Linked DNA regions of Homo sapiens: region 2 is linked to region 1. A link is an interaction called in ENCODE POLR2A ChIA-PET data of the cell type or tissue named here. Cell type or tissue: Panc1. All regions are shown on one strand. Links, peaks and the distances in the headings refer to the core of each region. The heading gives the core; the rest is flanking DNA.

What was found. ChIA-PET counts read pairs that join two places held together with the same protein. Peaks named below come from ENCODE experiments on the same cell type or tissue, not always from the same donor. Only the 100,000 strongest peaks of a DNase experiment are listed, where the experiment ranks them.
Region 2: POLR2A ChIA-PET joins it to region 1 with 5 read pairs; 8 of 35 experiments call an interaction of 5 or more read pairs at or near these places.

Annotation. Positions count from the first base shown.
Region 1 is chr19:33,067,874-33,072,262 of GRCh38, forward strand. No RefSeq gene overlaps it. Among named protein-coding and RNA genes, the nearest start is that of RHPN2, 5.2 kb to the left of the region's middle. In Panc1, for the core only: no CTCF peak of the experiment used is centred there; a DNase peak (open chromatin) is centred at 1,948; H3K27ac peaks cover 4,000 bases.
Region 2 is chr19:32,958,810-32,963,198 of GRCh38, forward strand. CEP89 (centrosomal protein 89) reads right to left here. Exons shown (of 19, transcript NM_032816.5): 3 at 1,091-1,249. Among named protein-coding and RNA genes, the nearest start is that of CEP89, 11 kb to the right of the region's middle. In Panc1, for the core only: no CTCF peak of the experiment used is centred there; no DNase peak of the experiment used is centred there.

The DNA of each region.
Region 1 (4,389 bases), core at 255-4,254:
TAATGCCATCTGTACTGCTGTTAACTTAATAATCTTTTTTTTTTTTTTTTAAGACAGGGTCTTGTTCTGTCATCCAGGCTGGAGTGCAGTGGTGCAATCTTGGCTCACTGCAACCTCTGTTTCCCGGGCTCAGATGATCCTCCCACCTCAGCTTCCCAAGTAGATGGAACCACAGGCATGCCCCACCACACTCGGCTAATTTTTTTTTATTTTTTGTAGAGACGGGGTTTCTCCATGTTGCCCAGGCTGGGCTGGAACTCCTGAGTTCAAGTGATCCTCCCACCTCAGCCTCCCAAAGTGGTGGGATTACAGGCATGAGCCACCACGCCTGGCCAATAATCTTTTTTTTAAATTACTTTATTTAAACAAATTAATTAAATTTATTTAGTTAGTTTTTGAGACAGTGTCTCGCCCTGTTGCCCAAGCTGGAGTGCATTGGTATGATTATAGCTCACTGCAGCCTCCAATTCCTGGACTTGAAGGATTCTTCTGCCTCAGCCTCCCAAGTAGTTGGGACAACAGGTGTGCACCACTAACTTGGCTAATTTTTAAATTTTTGTAGAGATGGGGTCTCACTATATTGCTCAGGCTGTTCTCAAACTCCTGGGCTCAAGTGATCCTCCTGCCTTGGCCTCCTAAAGTGCTGAGATTACAGGCATGAGTCACTGTGCCTGGCCCAAATTTTATTTTAAAAGGCAACTATATCACAACCATAAGGGGAAAACCAGTGATACTTTCCCTGTTAGAGGAGAAACATAAAAGTGAATACAATAAAGGGCAAAATATATTATTAAATCTAGCCAGATATCATTGCCTTTTTGAGTTGTTCCTTTTGTTAAAAAGGAAGAAGAGACCAGGCACAGGCTGGAGTGCCGAGATCACACCACTGCACTCCAGCCTGGGTGACACGAGTAAGACCCTGTTTCAAATAAATAAGTAAATAAAAATAACAGCCAGGCATGGTGGCGCATGCCTGTAGTCTCAGCTACTCAGGAGACTGAGGCAGGAGGATTCCTTGAGCCCAGGAGGTGGAGGCTGCAGTGAGCTATGATCGTTGCCACTGCACTCCAGCCTGGGCAACAGACCAAGACCCTGTTTAAAAATAAATAAATAGGCCGGGCACGGTGGCTCACGCCTGTAATCCCAGCACTTTGGGAGGCCGAGGCTGATGGATAATCTGAAGTCAGGGGTATGAGACCAGCCTGACCAACATGGTGAAACGCCGTCTCTACTAAAAAATCAAAACATTAGCTGGGCCTGATGGCACAGGCCTGTGATCCCAGCTACTCAGGAGGCTGAGACAGGAGAATTGCTTTAACCTGGGAGGCAGAGGTTGCAGTGAGCCAACATCGCGCCATTGCACTCCAGCCTGGGCAACAAGAGCGAAACTCCGTCTCAAGAAAATAGTAATAATAAAATAAATAAATAAATAGGCCAGGCGTGGTAGCTTACGCCTATAATCCCAGCACTTTGGGAGGCCGAGGCAGGAGGATCAGGAGGTCAGGAGTTTGAGACCAGACTAACCAACATGGTGAAACCCCGTCTCTACTAAAAATACAAAAATTAGCCGGGCATGGTGGCATGTGCCTGTAATCCCAGCTGTTCAGGAGGCTGAGGCAGGAGAATCACTTGAACCCGGGAGGCAGAGGTTGCAGTGAGCCCAGATTGCGCCACTGCACTCCAGCCTGGAAAACAGAGCAAGACTCTGTCTCAAATAAGTAAGTAAATAAATAAATAAATAATGTAAAAAATAAAAAGGATGAAGAGTAAGAAAAGGACGCGTGGTGTTAAACACACACCAGCCCACCCAAAGACTACCTCCTGAGCATCTTCAGAGGAAAACGGGCTCCTCTCTGTGTAAGTCCCAGCGGGGCATTTCCTGGCCATGTGAGCCATCTGAGTGTCAGTGCTTGGGGCTACATCTGCGCAGAACCAGACATCTTTAGACATTCTCATGACTCATTGCACTGGTACCCACAGGTCTGTTCTTTTATCTCTGATCCCACTTTGACCAGGCAATTAGAACTGCCGCCGCTGACCCAACAGGACAGCAGCATCTCACCTCCTATTTGTCAACCCCATTGGTGGTCTGTGCAACAAGAACCACCCATGAGCCCCTGTGCTACTAACAAAAGAGTTGGGTGGGAACTTCTGAGCTATGCAAAAGATTAAAATCTCAACTGCAAACAACTGTTTTGTTAAGTCTCATTTTACCATCTGGTTTAGGTCAGCAGGTGCCTGTCCAGGGACCCAGTTGGGTGCCTGTCCAGGGACCCAGTTCCTCCAAGTAAAATTCAAGTGTCACGTCCTAAGACCTTCTTGTTGACAAAGGAATGTTGGTTTTTGAGGGCAGCCTGAAATAACATCCTCTCTTGGGGAATCTGATGAAGTTTGCCAAATTAAATGCAGAAATTATAAGATAATCCTTGAATGAATAAAATTCACTGCAAATAGTAAACTCAACTTTGCAATTTTTTTTTTTTTTTTTTGAGACAGAGTCTCCCTCTGTTGCCTAGGCTGGAGTGCAGTGGCACGATCTCAGCTTACCGCAACCTCCACCTCCCAGGTTCAAGTGATTCTCCTGCCTCAGCCTCCCTAATAGCTGGGATTACAGGCGCGCACCACCACGCCTTGCTGATTTTTTGTATTTTTAGTAGAGATGGGGTTTCAGCATGTTGGCCAGGCTGGTCTTGAACTCGTGATCTCAGGTGATCCACCTGCCTCGGCCTCCCAAAGTGCTGGGATTACATGCATGAGCCACCATGCTTGGCCCATTTTGCAATTTTTGTAAAAATAATTCTTAGAAATTACCAGGCCCAGTGGCTCTCACCTGTAATCCCAGCACATTAGGAGGCCAAGGCAGGAGGATCACTTGAGCCCAGGAGTTCAAGACCATCCTGGGCAACATACTGAAACATCCATCTCTACAAAAAAATTTAATTAATTAGCCAGGAGTGGCCGGGCGCAGTGGTTCACGCCTGTAATCCCAGCACTTTGGGAGGCTGAGGCGGAGGGATCACTTGCGGTCAGAAGTTCGAGACCTGCCTGGCCAACATGGTGAAACCCTGTCTCTACTAAAAATGCAAAAAATTAGCTGGACTTAGTGGTGGGCACCTGTGATCCCAGCTACTCAGGAGGCTGAGGCAAGAGAATCTCTTAAACTCAGGAGATGAAGGTTGCAGTGAGCCAGGATCGCACTACTGCACTTCAGCCTGGGCAACAGAGTGAGACTCCATCACACACACACACACAAAAAGCCAGGAGTGGTAGCACATGCCTGCAGTTCCAGATACTCAGGAAGTTGAGGCAGAAGGATTTCTTGAGCACAAGAGTTCAAGACTGCAGTGAGCCAAGATTACACCACCGTACTCCAGCCTGGGCTACAGAGCAAGATACTGTCTTATAAAGAAAAAAAAAAAATTGGCCAGGCGCGATGGCTCACACCTGTAATCCCGGCACTTTGGGAGCCTGAGGTGGGTGGATCACGAGGTCAGGAGATCGAGACCATCCTGGCTAATACGGTGAAACCCCGTCTCTACTAAAAATACAAAAAATTAGCCAGGTGTGGTGGCATGCGCCTGTAAGGTCCCAGCTACCCAGGATGCTGAGGCAGGAGGACGGCGTGAACCCGGGAGGTGGAGGTTGCAGTGAGCTGAGATGGCACCACTGCACTCCAGCCTGAGCGACAGAGTGAGACGTCGTCTCAAAAAAAAAAAAAAAAAAAAAAATTAAAATTCTCAGAAATTTAAGCCATTTGGTGCCATGGAGGAACACCAACTAGAGAGGACCACATCAAGTTCAGCAGGCTCAAAGTCCCCTTAGCCACACCCTTTTGGCCCTCACAGTCTCAGTTTTCCCCACTTTACTAAATATATATATACATATTTTTTTTTTCGAGATGGAGTCTTGCTCTGTCCCCCTGGCTGGAGTGCAGTGCAGTGGTGTGATCTCAGCTCACTGCAACCTCTGCCTCCTGAGTTCAAGCTATTCTCCTGCCTCAGCCTCCCGAGTAGCTGAGATCTTAGGCATGTACCACCATGCCTGGCTAATTTTTGTATTTTTAGTCAGGCTAAATTATATTGATCAGGCTAGTCTCGAACTCCTGATCTCAAGTGATCCGCCCGTCTCAGCCTCCCAACATGCTGGGATTACAGGCGTGAGCCACCGCGCCCAGTCTACAATAAATTCTTACACATAGCTGTCATTTCCTGCATACTTATTCCGTGCCAGGTGCTGTCCTAAGTACACTGCATGCATTAGCTCAGTTCTCCCACAACCCTGTGAGGTAGGTACTTTATCATCCCCTTTTTACAGAGAAGGAAGCTGAGCCTCAGAGGTCACCAGCCTCCTAAGTGGCAGAGTCAGGGCTGTCTGATGCTATGCTATACA
Region 2 (4,389 bases), core at 273-4,272, 110 kb before region 1:
AGTTCAAGACCAGCCTGACCAACATGGAGAAACCCCGTCTCTACTAAAAATACAAAAATTAGCCAGGTGTGGTGGCGTGTGCCTGTAGTCTCAGCTACTCAGGAGGCTGAGGCAGGAGAATGGCTTGAACCCAGGAGGCGGTGGTTGCAGTGAGCCAAGATTGTGCCATTGTGCTCTAGTCTGGGCAACAAGAGTGAAATTCTGTCTCAAAACAAAACAAAACAAAACAAACAAAACAAAAAAAAAAAAAACAGACAAATGTGATCGTGGATCCCTACTCCCATCCCTGCCCCATGCACCCTTAGAGACCTCCAGTGTCTTCCCACCACTCCAAAGGCAGACACCAACCCTCTAAACAGGACACCAAAGGCACCCCCAGCCTGGTCCCTGCCCACTCCTCCAGCCCCATCTCGCATCCCAAACATCCTCTTTCCACTGCCACCTGTGTCACACTCCCTCGTTTCTGTCTGGAAAGCTCATCCCAGCCCCACAAAGATCATGCCTAGCCCTTGAGCTGTTCCTAGATGATTCCTGTACATCCTAAGCTCTCCCCTTGACCCTTTCTTCCTCAGGAGGAAACCTTCCTGACCCCCTAGCCCTGTGTCAGCTCAAACCCAGGACAAGCAACAAAGGAAAAGATGATGAAGAAAAAAGGCTAAACTGCAGCTGCCAAGAAGATCAAATTAATGTGAATGTCCAGAGATACACGTGAGAGGTAAGGAGGGACCACTCTCACTGTTCAGGTTGCTGCACAAAGAAACTTACTAAGGGCTGGAAGCAGCGCTGAATTCATTAGCTCTGTGCCGCTGTGAAAATGGCCAGGACCCATACAAGTCAAAATCTAACAAGATCCACTATGGAGGAAATCCAGATCGCAGAGCAATTAGGTTGCTGGACAGTGTCCATTTGACATTGGTGATGAAAACCCAGTGACTAAGACTCTAGTCATAAATACATGCATGAGCACCCACGCACCCACACAGGTACACATGCACACACATGTACGCATGCACACATACACGTAGAGACCAGGCTGAGCCTGCCCCTCTTCCACTCTCAGAGGAAGCAGAGGCGGCGATCTGGTACCTACCGAGGCCTCAGCTGTGAGGTGGTGGCATAGGGCTCGATGAAGCTGTCCTGTTCAACACTGCTCACATCACTCTCAGACCGGGACCTCTGGCGAGGCTGAGGAATAGCAACCGTCCGCCCAGTCAATGTTGTCGCCAGAATGGCTGCTGCCAGAGCAGATCTGCGGACAAAAACATCCCATGGAGACAGTGAGACATGAACATTCCAGGTGAATGCTGAACAAGGTACATAAACTCATCAAGGCTTACCTTCTGCTGGACAGTGTCGACTGAGCATTTACTCTGCACCCATCATCTACCGCAGGCCATCAGACAATCTCATTTGATTCTCACACAACTGTATGACTACATATTATTGTCATCCCATTTTCCATAGAAATTAAATGACTTGTAAAGATTACCTAGCCAATAGGAGGTAGAACAGGGCCTCTAATCCAGGCAGACACAAAAGCCTACATTCAAGTAGTTTTCTTATTAGAATGGAAGATCAGAATGGAAAAAGAAAATGAGATATAGAAAGACTAAAAGATTTAAAAGGGGACTTTAAAAATACTTGTGAATTACTCAGGAATATTTTACAGGAAAGTTAGAGTAAACAGATTTACCCTCCTGCCTAAAAAAGTAAAACAAGGCCAGGCGCGGTGGCTCATGCTTATAATCCCAGCACTTTGGGAGGCCGAGGTGGGTGGATCACGAGGTCAGGAGATCGAGACCAGCCTGGCTAACACGGTGAAACCTCATCTCTACTAAAAATACAAAAAAATTAGCCAGGTGTGGTGGCGCGCACCTGTAATCCCAGCTACTCAGGAGACTGAGGCAGGAGAATCGGTTGAACCCGGGAGGTGGAGGTTACTATGAGCCTACATTGCACTACTGCACTCCAACCTGGGCAACAGAGCAAGTCTCCATCTCAAAAAAAAAAATAGTAAAACAAAACAAAAGACCACCGTCCCAGCTTGCTGCCTAGGAAAATTTCCAGGTCACAGCACAGGGAGGAGGAATGGGTGGAGCCAGGCAGACTCCCTGAGTTGCAGAGATGGAGCTGAGAGAATGTGTAGGATAGAGTGCCGGAAAGGAGAGAACTGCACAGAGAGAACGAGGAGATCTGCAGAAGGTCCCCTAGTTTCAGCGGGATACAGTGCAGCACACAAGTGTGAGGAAATTACCAGACAGTGGAGGAAGAACCATTCACCAGGATCAGAGGAGCAGTGCCAGGTGCTTACATACAGCCCAAGACGGCAGCTGCTCCCACCAGGAAGACTGGAGAAACCTATCATTCACAAGATGCCGGGTGCAGCACTCAGAAAGGTCTGGCCTGGGTACTGGGGAATAATTAGCCCTGGCTGGGCACTGCTCCACACCCCACCTAACAAATCATATAAGAAAGACCCGGCCAGGCACAGTGGCTCACATCTGTAATCCCAGCACTTTGGGAGGCTGAGGAGGGCGGATCATGAGGTCAAGAGATGGAGACCATCCTGGCCAACATGGTGAAACCCTGTCTCTACCAAAAATACAAAAAAAAAAAAAAATTAGGTGGGCGTGGTGGCGGGTATCTGTAGTCCCAGCTACTTGGGAGGCTGAGGCAGGAGAATGGCGTGAACCTGGGAGGTGGAGCTTGCAGTGAGCCGAGATCGCGCCACTGCCCTCCAGCCTGGGCGACAGAGCGAGACTCCATCTCAAAAAAAAAAAAAAAAAAAAGAGCATCAATCAGATGTGGGATAAAAACCACCATTTTTCATATTTTGGTTTTGGGGCTTTTTTTTGAGACGATCTCACTCTGTTGCCCAGGCTGGAGTACAGTGGCGCAATCACAGCTCAGTATAGCCTCAACCTCCTGGGCTCAAGTGATCCTCCCACCTCAGTATCTTGAATAGCTGGGACTATAGGCACACGCCACCACACCTGGCTAATTTTTATATTTTTTGTAGAGATGGGGTCTCAATATGTTCTCCAGGCTGGTCTGGAACTCCTGGGCTCAAGTAATCCTCCTGCCTCAGTCTCCCAAAATGTTGGGATTACAGCCATGAGCCACCACGCCCAGCTGCTGTTTTGTTTTAAATTACTACATTTTGGTGCAATTGTCACACAGCAATAAATAACTAATAGCCTTACCATCAAATGGTGCTGGAAAAATCAAATTTCCATATGCAAAAAAAAAAAAAAATCATGGATCTATACCTTACACACTGATATGGTTTGGCTCTGTGCCATTACCCAAATCTCCTCTCAAATTGTAATCCCCATGTGTCGAAGGAGGAAAGTGATTGGATTATGGGGGTGGTTTCCCCCATCCTGTTCTTGTGATAGTGAGCTCTCACAAGAGCAGATGGTTTTACAAATGGTAGTTTCTTCTGAGCTCTCACATGCTCGCTCTCTCTCATCTGCCGCCATGTAAGACATGCCTGCTTCCCCTTCTGCCATGATTGTTGGTTTCCTGAGGATTCCCCAGCCATGCAGAACTGTGAGTCAATTAAATCTCCTTTGCTTATAAATTACCACATCTGAGGTAGTATCTTTACAGCAGTGTGAGAACGGACTAATACACGCACCATCTACAAACACTAACTCTAAATGGATTACAGACCTAACTGTAAAGCCGAAAACCATAACACTTCTAGAAGAAAATATAAGAGAAAACCTTTGTGACCTTAGGTTAGGTAAATATTTCTTCAATATGAGATACTGAAAGCATGATCCATAAAAGAAAAAATTGTAAGCTGGACTTCATAAAAATTAATAACTTCTGCTCTTTGAAAGGCACTGTTTAAGAGAATGAAAAGACAAGCCATAGATAGAGAGAAAAGACTTGCAAATCACATATTTGATAAAAGACTTGTATTGATACTATATAATGAACCCTCAGGATGCAATAATGGAAAACAAGCCAGGGCTGTGATGTCTCCAGGAAACCCACAGTCTTCACCCAGGTCTCTGCTTACGTCTCCTGGATGAAAAATGTCATTGCCTCCAACTGAACATGATCCTGAGTCCAACGGCCTTCCCAAGATGGTTCTTAGATCTGCAACAGGACTTGTGACCAACAAGGAATGCCCAATTTTTATAAATGGGCAAAAGATGTGAACAGATGCTTTACTAAAAAAGATATAAAGATGACAAATAAGCACATGAAAAAAATGCTCAATACCATTAGCCATTAGAGAAATGCAAAATAAGACCAGGCGCGGTAGCTCACGCCTGTAATCCCAGCACTTTGGGAGGCCGAGGCGGGTGGATCACTTAAGGTCAGGAGTTTGAGATCAGCCTGGCCAACATGGCAAAACCACATCTCTACTAAAAA